Linked DNA regions of Homo sapiens: region 1 is linked to region 2. Evidence: read pairs that join two places in POLR2A ChIA-PET (ENCODE). Cell type or tissue: GM12878. All regions are shown on one strand. Each heading gives the region's core, and the rest is flanking DNA. Links, peaks and the distances in the headings are about the cores only. Region 1 overlaps CDKAL1 (CDKAL1 threonylcarbamoyladenosine tRNA methylthiotransferase). Region 2 overlaps CDKAL1 (CDKAL1 threonylcarbamoyladenosine tRNA methylthiotransferase).

What was found. ChIA-PET counts read pairs that join two places held together with the same protein. Peaks named below come from ENCODE experiments on the same cell type or tissue, not always from the same donor. Only the 100,000 strongest peaks of a DNase experiment are listed, where the experiment ranks them.
Region 1: POLR2A ChIA-PET joins it to region 2 with 5 read pairs; 2 of 35 experiments call an interaction of 5 or more read pairs at or near these places.

The regions. Positions count from the first base shown.
Region 1 is chr6:21,205,926-21,211,317 of GRCh38, reverse strand. All of the region lies in intron 15 of CDKAL1 (CDKAL1 threonylcarbamoyladenosine tRNA methylthiotransferase), which reads right to left. Among named protein-coding and RNA genes, the nearest start is that of LINC00581, 300 kb to the left of the region's middle. In GM12878, for the core only: no CTCF peak of the experiment used is centred there; no DNase peak of the experiment used is centred there; H3K27ac peaks cover 1,088 bases.
Region 2 is chr6:20,824,264-20,829,655 of GRCh38, reverse strand. All of the region lies in intron 8 of CDKAL1 (CDKAL1 threonylcarbamoyladenosine tRNA methylthiotransferase), which reads right to left. Among named protein-coding and RNA genes, the nearest start is that of CDKAL1, 290 kb to the right of the region's middle. RefSeq lists a silencer at 4,111-4,311. In GM12878, for the core only: no CTCF peak of the experiment used is centred there; no DNase peak of the experiment used is centred there.

The sequences.
Region 1 (5,392 bases), core at 282-5,281, 380 kb before region 2:
TGACTTCAAAACCCAGAGGTCCCAGTCTTTATACTAAAGGTGATTTCCCTGTGCCTTCCAACTGCCCACAACTTCTTAGTCTGTGCATTCTGTCACGTTGCGTTGGTTCCTTTCACAGTGAGAAAAATTTCCTTCTTTACTTGCCTGATTAAGTTCTTCTCACCTTCAAAGTCCATATCCATGAAACTCTCTGTAGTAGAAGTTGTCTGAAAACCCTCTCCACATTGACAGTTCCCCATGACTACAGATGCCAAAAATGATTTTCCAACCTCCTTTGTCCCCAGGGTGTAAATGTGAGACTTGGGTTCCACAGTCAGATGTGATATATGTGAGACATTGACTGGGAAGCTTCATGAGGAAGCAGATGGGGCATGGGGCCTCTGCCTTGCTGGGGGAGGTGGAGCAGAGGCGACACCTCTTACCAGAAGCTCCTGTGTGGTTCTGGGTGTTGTTTCTGGAAAACTCAGCAAAGATTCTGGTCCCTGGCCCTTCTAACAATTCTGTGGGCCATCTAGCATCCTTTCATACATTCCTTCCTGTTTAACTAAACTGCTCTCTGTTGTCTGCAAAGAATCCTGACCCATACATTTCCTGATACCTCAAGTCATCAGAGATCTCCTATCTTCCAACTTCTTATGATCTAACGCCAACCAATTTAACATTTGACATATTATAGATTTTGTTTCATATGTACATACTGTCTTAGTTCGTTTCGGTGACTGTAACAAAATGCCATAAACTGGGTAGCTTTTAAACAACAGATATTTATTTCTCACTGTTTTAGAAGCTGGGAAATCTAAGATCAAGGTGCCAGCAGATTTGGTGTCTGGTGGGGGCCAGATTTCTAGTTTATAGACAGAGTCTTCTTGCTGTGTCCTCACACAATGGAAGGGTCAAGGCAGCTCTCTGGAGCCTTCATTAGTATGGTATAAAGGTACTAATCCTCATCATGAAGGCTCCGCCCTCATGACCTAACCACCTCCCAAAGGCTCCAGCTCCTAACACCATCACATGAGTGATTAGGTTTCAACACTGAACTTTGGGAAGACACCAACATTCAGACCACAGCAGCACATATCTTCTCTTCCCAACTAGACTTTATCTCCTTGAGGGCAGGATGGTATCTCCAACTTCTGTATCCCAAGCAGTGCTTGACACAGCGCTGGCTCAACTTTTGGAATTTATAGGATGACCATATAATTTATCATCCAAACTAGAATACTTTGAGGAGTGGAATAAGGGCATATTATTAATACTATTACAACACGTATAAACCAGGACTGATGCAGACAGTCCTGACACAGACAGATATTATCAAGGCACAATTAGTTCTTTGATGCATACAGTGTCATACTCGTCATTGATAATTGTTGACTGAGTGAAAAGGTAAAGACATGTGAAGGGGAAATAGTGCAGTGAAAATGTGAGTGTGGAAGAGTGGTTCCCAACACCTGGGTTCAAATCATCACAGGAAATCATGGTCTTCTGGAACCTCCCTAGTCCCATCCTGCAGGGATAGGTGGCTGGGCTTAGATGACCTTTCAGGTTCTGCTGCTGCTGAAATATATCTTTGGTTCTCCTAAGGAGGCTTTTTTTCCATTCACTGCTTTCATGATAAAGAATCCCTTTTGCTCTTAAGGGATCCCTTTTAGATTTGGGAAAATTATCCATAAAACTTTAACCACAGGAGTAATTATGTCGCACAGGTGAGCTAGCATACCTATACAAGACCACTTCCCTCACACCAATCCCTCCCTACCAGGGTCACAATTGATTAGCAGTATTACCAGAGGAACAGCCAAGACCAAAAACTTCTCGAAGACCAAGCCCATATTCATTATTTCCATCTCTAAGATTTCATTCCGTTCCTGGATAATAAACATTGAAACATATTATAAGAGGCCAGGTGCTACCTGCATGTTGCATATGTAAGTAATTCAGGCTCGGGGGCCTGGTTCTTTTCCTTAGCGCTTAGCTAGGGAAGTCGGTCCACGTCTTTGTCCCAGGCTCACTGCTCCTTCTGCCTCCTATCTTGAACGTGGACAAAGGATGGAGAGGTGGGGAAAATGCCTGCTCAGTCCCATCCTATGATGCCTCTATGTGGGTGTGTACAGCTGTATAAAGAACTTCATCGTGTTCTAGCTGCCCTAGGCCAGGCTAGAATAATAAACTGAAGTAATACGAGTAAAGAGCCTCAATACCAAGCACATAGTAGTGGTTCACTAAATGGTAGCTATTATTATTATCAAGGCACAATTAGTTCCCTGATGCATGCAATTTCCCTCACGATGCTCCAGCTACAACCCTCAGGAGGAAGAGAATTATCATCAGTGATTGCACAATTAGTGATGCAAGTGAAATGAAAGCTAATTGTTTAGCATCAGCTTGCTCTGATGATACTTTGGATGGTACTCAAATTGGTACACGGAAGGTATTGTAAACACACTAAACACAGTGTGAAGTGACAGTCATACTAATTCAGCTGCAACGGTCAATAAAATATAGCTCAGCAGCATAGAATAAAAGCTATGTATCTAGACTGTGAAACTCAAATACGTCCTAACCAGTCTGTAAAAGAAACTAACAAGATACAAAATGAAAGAAAAATGCATAAAATATTAAACGTACTATGGTTTTAATTGTTTGTGACGTGAACTTAGCAGCGATGAAGAATTTAGTCTCACATAAAGTTTAGTAAGAAAAAAAAGGAACAGAAAAAACTGCTTGGGAGCCAGTTATCTTGGGGGTGGAAGGAAAAATAGGAAGAAACACGCCCTCATTTGCTTCTAGCACGGTTAGCTGACCTGTCTGAAATTAGACCCACTTTCAAGTGTTTTAACTTAATTATTAAGCCATTTCTTAACCTCATGAATGTAGTTTTCATGTGCTTTCAAATCTGGCCTTGAACTAATAGACCCTTTCACTTCACTGGTTCTGGAAATGAATGTCAGATGGAGAGGAAAACATTTTAACTGTGTTTTTCCAAGGGTCAAAGCTCTGAGAATATAGTATAGTTTGTACATAAAACTCAGTACACCTGAATATCCTGCTGGCCTTTGTCTGGTAATGAAGCAAACCATGCCACCCTTTAAAACTTCTGCTTCCTTTCCAAGCGCGGTCGGCTGTGTCAGGGCTGAGCTATCTAACTGCTCAAGTGAATCCATTCTCAGGATCAAAGTCTCAATAGATGAGAAACAGGTGGCACTGAGGCACCCTGGGGCAGCCTTCTCTTAACTTGTAAGAAAGAGAATGGTAAGTCCAGGCCTCCATTCTAGAATATTCTCTTTAAAAAAAAAAAAAGACATAAAGAGTAAGAGGAAGAAATGTCTGTCCGTAAGAATGGCCAACGCTGTAGTAGTATTATTGGAATCTCCTTCTGTTAATTTGTCATTCTCATGGAGGAATCTCAGCAGTTGGTCTGGTTTCATCTGCCATTGTCAGAAATCTATGGCTGATGAATACAACATTTGAAATGATAAGATATTGGGCAACTTTTACTTCACAAGTTAAAGTAAAATAATGCCTTGGCATGCACCACAAATTAATAATGAAAATAGTAGTCAATATTTATTGACTGCTAAGCCATTTCCATGTATATCCTATGAAGCAGGTAGTACTATCACTCATTTACATAGGGAGAACTGAGGTGGAGGGACATTGAGTAACTTGCCCAAGATCATATTTTTTGTAATAGTAGAATCAAGATTCAAACCTGGGTAATCGGAATCCAGAATTCATGTTCTTAATTGCTATACTATAATGTACAGTGAAATCCATGAACGCAAAGTACTTTTTTTTTGCTTGAGATAAGGTTTCATTCTTTCACCCAGGCTGGGCTGCAGTGGCTCCCTGCAGCCTCGACCCTCTGGGGCCAAGTGATCCTCCCACCTCGGCCTCCCAAGTAGCTGAGACTACAGGTATACACCATCACACTCGGCTAATTTTTAAAATTGTTATAGAGATGAAGTCTCCCAATGGTGCTAGGCTGTTCTTAAACCTTGGGGTCAAGCACTCCTCCTGCCTTGGCCTCCTGAAGTGCTGGGATTACAGGCGTGAACCACTGCATCAGGCTGCAAAGTACTTAAAAAAAAAAAAATTTAAAGTAGGCCGGGTGTGGTGCCTCACGCCTCTAATCCCTGCACTTTGGAAGGCTGAGGCAGGTGGATCACTTGAGGCCAGGAGTTTGAGAGCAGCCTGGCCAACATGGTGAAACCCTGTTTCTACTAAAAATACAAAAATTAGCTGGGTGTGGTGGTGCATGCATGTAGTTCCAGCTATTCCAGAGGCTGAGGTACGAGAATCACTTGAACCCAGGAGGCGAAGGTGGCAGTGAGCCGAGATCGCGCCTGGGTGACACAGTGAGACTCTGTCTAAAAAGAAAAAAAAAAGAAATTAAAGTAAAAGAAATCAAAATAAAAGCCAGGAAACCACTGCTTTTTAAAGTGATACTTACTGAATTCTTTCTTTAAAATATTTAATATACCTACTATGCATGGTGCACTTTGTCTACATGATTTAACTTAATCCTCTGCAAATCAGTTGTTAGCTCCATTATACAAATGAAGACACTGTGAGTCAAGAAAGTTGTACTTGATCATAGCAACTGTCACTGTAATTAGAACCCAAACCTGACAGACTCCAGATCCTTTCAATCTTCCACGATGCTACTCTACTTCTTTCTTTAAAGCAATTTTTACTACTAAGAATGAATTCAATGAAAAAAAACTTTGCAATCAAACTATTCATAAGTTTAAAATTAGAAGAGAAAATGTTCTTTTCTATCTCGTACCAGGCAAAGAATAGTTCTGACTTCTTAAGAATCAATCTTAGAAATGGTAAGATTCAAGCGATGTGTTATAACATAGGCCAGACAAGAAGAAAGAACATTAGTAGTAAAACTAGTTAGCCTTTATTAAAACAGACAGCAGTAATGTTCACATTGTCGCATATTCCTAAGAGAGACAGATCTCTAATGCCATTTTTAACTGAACCCACAGAGAAGATAATTAAAACTGCCCATTTTCTCATTTTTTTCCCTCTCTCTCTTACTTATTATTTTTTTGTATCCAGTGTAAGTTTACTCTGGTATACAAAAAGAAACTGGTGTCCAGAAGTTATCGAATAAGACTCCTGCAATTAAAATGGGCAAGGCAGTATGGACCTGGGCTTAAAAATACAGGCTTGACTGGTCCGGTGTGGTGGCTCACGCCTGTAATCCCAGCACTTTGGGAGGCTAAGGCGGGCGGATCACAAGGTCAGGAGATAGAGACCATGGTGAAACCCCGTCTCTACTAAAATACAAAGAAAAAAAAAAAATTAGCCGGGCGCGGTGGCGGGTGCCTGTAGTCCCAGCTATTCGGGAGGTTGAGGCAGGAGAATGGCGTGAACCCGG
Region 2 (5,392 bases), core at 99-5,098:
ACTCAATCTTTTGGAGAGCTTGAAAAATAATACAGTTTTTCAAGATTCCTGCACACAAGATTTTGCCTAATTCCGGAGTTACCTATTTTGTTTAACCCATATGACTAAGGTGAAGGGTAATGCCTTGCATTGCATCTACCCAAGAAAGTTTTCGTGATATGAGGAAGCAAGTAAATAGGCCTAATATAACGAATCTGTAATACTTGTTGTATTGAGTATATAGGAATCGAAATGAATCTGTTAGGAACTAAATACTAGAACAGTAGTTCACTCTGAGGTTTAATGAAATCTAACGACTGATTCTCAAGAAAAATATAAACAACACAAAATTCCACAGACAGTGGGAATGTAAAATGGTGTGTAGCTGCTGAGGAAAACAGTGTGGCAGCTACTAAAACAAAATAAAAATTAAATTACCATATGATCTAGCCATCTCTGGTTAAATCCCTCAATTTCTAGTGAAATTCACAAAAGAACTAAAACCAGAGACTTAAACAGATATTTGTATAGTAATGATCACAGCAAACATTATTCTCAATAGCCAAAATGTGGAAGCAAACCAAATGTCAATCAACAGATGTATGCATAAACAAACTACTATATATGTACAATGGAATCTTATTCAGCCTTAAAAAATGAAATGTGACATGTTACACAATGGATAAATCTTGAGAACATTATGCGAGCTGAAAAAAGCCAGTCACAAAATGACAAACACTATACGATTCTACTTATATGAGGTACCTAGGGTAGTCAAGTTCATAGAGACAGAGAGTAGAATGGTGGGGCTGCAGGGAATGGGGAGTTACTGTTTAATGAGTACAGAGTTTTAGGTTGGGAAGAGGGAAAAGTTCTGGAGGTGGATAGTGGTGATGTTTGTACAACAACACGAATGTACTTAATGCCACTTAACTATCCACTTAAAAATAGTTAAAAAGGTCAACTTTACGTAATGTTTAGTTTACCACAAGAACGACAGACTGGTTAATGCTAATCTATCATAAAAGTTTCAAGAGGAAAATATAATTCTATGGACAATTCCAACAGTTCACCAATTACCTAAAGATAATCAAGGAAACCCAAGCTATAAATACCTATTAAATTTCAACATAAATATAATGAAACACAGCCAAGCACAGTGGCTCATGTTTGTAATCCCAGCACTTTGGGAGGCTGAGGCAGGTGGATCACTTGAGGTGAGGAGTTCGAGAGCAGCCTGGCCAACATGGCAAAACCCTGTATCTACTAAAAATACAAAAATTAGCCAGTCACGGTGGTGCATGTCTGCAATCCAAGCTACTTGGGAGGCTGAGGCACAAGAATTGATTGATCCCAGGAGGTGGAGGTTGCAATGAGCCGAGATTGTGCCACTGGACACCAGCCTGGGTGACAGAGCAAGACTCTGTCTCAAAATAATAATAATAATAATGAAACAGGCATTACAGTACTATTTATAGAAATTAGCTTTGTTTTATCCCTATAATGATTGCCAACTAAATCCCATGCTTAAATATAATAAAAGTTTATTAAAACAGCAGAAATTGTTCTCCCTACTCTGAAGTTATCTTTCCCACACTAAAATAGAGCAACAGTAATTCCACATTTGTTGTTTGTATTTCATCACTGTTTTCAGACAGAACAAGAGATCTGCTGCCTACACACCATTTCTCAGCATCAACACCCATTTTCTTATGCAATTTTAAATTCTGTTGGCAGGTTAAAGACATTTTTTCCAACCACAAACAAAAACTTCTTTTGATACTCTAAGTGAATGTTCAAGGAAATGTTCCCAATTAAAAAAAAAACTAAAACAATAACATAGAAGTATATCGACAGTCTTAAGAAAATGTAAGTGGTAATTCAATGAAAACCTCAGTTCTAGATATAAGACATGTAGGACTTTATACTACCTCATTGACAAATCACCTATCTTTATGTCTTCAATTTGGAACTTTGCAAATGTTAAACGAACACAGAAGGCCAGAATGCTAAAAAAGGCAGAACCACATAACTTAGTCTTCCATGCAACTCCATAGACCTTTTTTTTTATGTCTAAAACATCACTTTGTAATAGCCCTTGATAATGAAAAGTGTTTAGCTTCAATTGTTCATCTCTTAAGAGTTATAGAAACTAGCTTTACTAGAAATTTTTAGCCTAAAAAACTTAAATCTTAGTACATACTTTTAATATCTCATAAGTAAAGGTTTCTTTGCTATTGTTAAAAAAATTGTAACACAAATAGAGACCATCACAAAGATAAACAATGGCAGCTAAGAACATACATAGCATTTATAGGGCAGCGCCAGGTACTGTTACAAGCACTTTACATATATTTAGCTAATACTGAAAACTGCCCCATGTGGTAGGTACTACTATTCCTCATTTTACAGAGATGAAGCCAAGGAATGGAAAGGTAAAGTGATTTGCCAAATATCAAAAACATCACACAGCTGGTTAAGTGGTAGAATCCAGACGGTCTGGCTCCAACATCTATGCTCTTAACCATTACACATACCACCTGTCATAACATATTGGGGAAATAAAGACGATTTTGATAATGCTGAACAAGCTCTTTAATAATAACATAAAATATATCAGTTGTCTTTTTGATCATAGTATTGTTGGTTTTGTTTGTTTTTAACTATGAGCCACTGTGCTAGAAGAGTGTAATTCACAGAATTAGATATACTAATGAAATTAAGATTTTTGGTAATGTCCATGACTATGAAGAAAGTAAGTCACAAAGATTAATGGCCAATTATCTTAAGTCTTTTGCTAATTTTGTGAACAATATACAAGTATAAAAACAAAGCCAACAAGACTGGTAGTTTGCTCACCAAAAAAGTAAATACATAAATCTATAAGGAAATGAAAAGTGCAGGTGATTAATCAGAATACTTATAAACAGATATACAGTTGAGATTTTCAACATATAAGCTTCAAGATGTTGAGGTATAGGTAAATTGTCCAAAAATAATCAGAGGTTGGAGGAAGGACGGAGTTCGTGATTAGTATGACTCACATGCATCTCGCAGCAAAACACAAACCACCAGACGTTTATCTATTAAAAACAAAAGACACTGAGTCTGGCACCAGTCTAAAAAGCAAGAAATACCATGTGCGAGTCAGACACTCGTGTGCCATTTAAAAATAAAGAAGGGAGATAGGCACATGACACATGATGAGTTCTAAACTTGACCTTCTCTGAAGTACACAATTCCATTTATAACTTCCAAAACAATTCAAAACACCTGAAAATAGCAACTTTCACAAGAAAAGCAAGCAAGAAAAACTAAAAAGATGCTTTAAAAATCAGAGGATAAAACTATTACAAAAAGAAATACTATATTTAGGGAGGAAAAAACCAAAAAGATTTTTGTGACACTGACTGTATTTTTAAGTGGGCTCCCCTCCTCCCTGTATTAACATGAACCCAGTGAAGCCAACCATTCTCTTGTGAAGACACCTAGGTTGAGCCCATGAGAGTGGAAAAGTGGCTTCTGCTTAAACTGTTCCTCCAAACTCCAGTTTCCCCTACAAAGGAGAAAAGCTGTACTTGGACTAAAGATTGCTACATCTATTTAAGCAAGGTTCTGTTTGAAAAGGAAATGATATAATTACAAGTAGCAGAAACCCTGATGGGACCAAATTCAGGTCATATTTGTGAGTAAAGAAAAAGTAGCTAATCTCCCAAATATGTAATGTAATAAAGTAATCCCCCCAAAATGACAGAATAAGAAATAGAATGGAGAGGAGATACAAACCCAACAAAGAAATGCCTTAATAAGACTACAGGGGTCTTGGGGACCTCTCTAAGTAGCATACCCATATTTAGAATCTGGCAATAATTTACTAAGTTACAACAAATAATCAACGGGTTAATATCAATAAGCTGGGACCATTTAAAATTCATTAATTACACTCATATTGTTAGCAACAATTTTTTAAAGTATTTACAGTAAATACAGCCTGTCATTCAGGGTATGCTTCGATGCCACAAGTACTATCAGGAAGAATCAAACCATACTTTAAAAGTTCATGAGAGCTGTTGTAAAAGCACAGTGTGTGACATAATGTTATCATTAATACTTAACAAATAAAGTACAAAAAACCCCACCAAACCCTACAAAAGTTTCTAAACACTTACCTTCTATTTCTGTCTATATCTTATCTTTGACTCGTAATAATCTTTCACAAGCCAGCACAGTCCACATTCTGAGCAGAACTGAGCAGAACTGATTTATAGCTTATCTGCCTATCTTCTCACTTCTAACCCCTAAGAACCCTGCAGTCTCAACAGAACCCACTGTAAAAACTTCAGGTTACTAAGGCAAATTCAAAATTATTATGTCATTTAAACCATACTTTCAACACACAATTATAGAGCATATAAAATATATATGGGGAATATAAAAGTCATTAAACTGCAGAGTGAAATAGAAAATGATCCAAAGGGGAAGAATGGAAAGGAACAAAGAAAAAGGAAAAAGGAAGAACCAGAAGAGGAGCTACCTGGAATGTAAGGGAAGAGTTAAAGATGGCAGAACTAATCAATCATTTCAGATAATACCAAGGAGTCGGGATTTGGCACATGCTCTCTCCAGCCTACTCATGAGAAGAAATGGTAGGAAAAAGCAGAAATATAAATAAAACTTTAACATGAACTACCAATTAACTACAACTTATCTGCTATAAGAGGAAAAAGAAGCAAGATATATTAGCTAATTATCACAAACATGCCATTTTAACAGTCAAGAATTTTTAAAATACAAATAAGAAAATCATAGCACTTCTATACAGATAGCTCTAATAAAAATGTTATATGAGCCTCTTAACAACAGACTGGAATATGGCCTCCAGAATCCTGACTCCTGGAATTACGCCCTTGCGGAATCCTTTCCCCCTACGTGTAGGCAGGATCTGTAACTTGCTTCTAACCAGTTAAGTATGGTAAAAGTGACAGATGTCACTTGGATCATTACATTATATAACATTATAACATCCATCTAGCTAGAAAACTCTCTCTTTTGCTGGCTTTGAAGAAGCTGCCATGTTGTAGGCTGCCCTATGGAGCAGGCCACATGGCAAGAAACTAAGGGTGGCCTCTGATTGACAGCCAACAAGAGACTGAGGCCCATAATCCAATAGCCTGTAAAGAACTAAATGCTCCCAACAACCATGTGAGCTTGGAAGAATCTCCTTCCCCAGTCAAGCCTTCAGGTAAGACTCTAGTTCTTGCAGACACCTAGACTGCAGCCTGGCAGAGGACCCTAAATTATGCCCGAGCTATTGACTCACAGATGCTGTGAGATAATAAATGTGTGCTGTTTTAAGCAGCAACGTTCGCAGTTATACAGCAATAGATAACTAATTCAGGGCCTTTAGACTTGT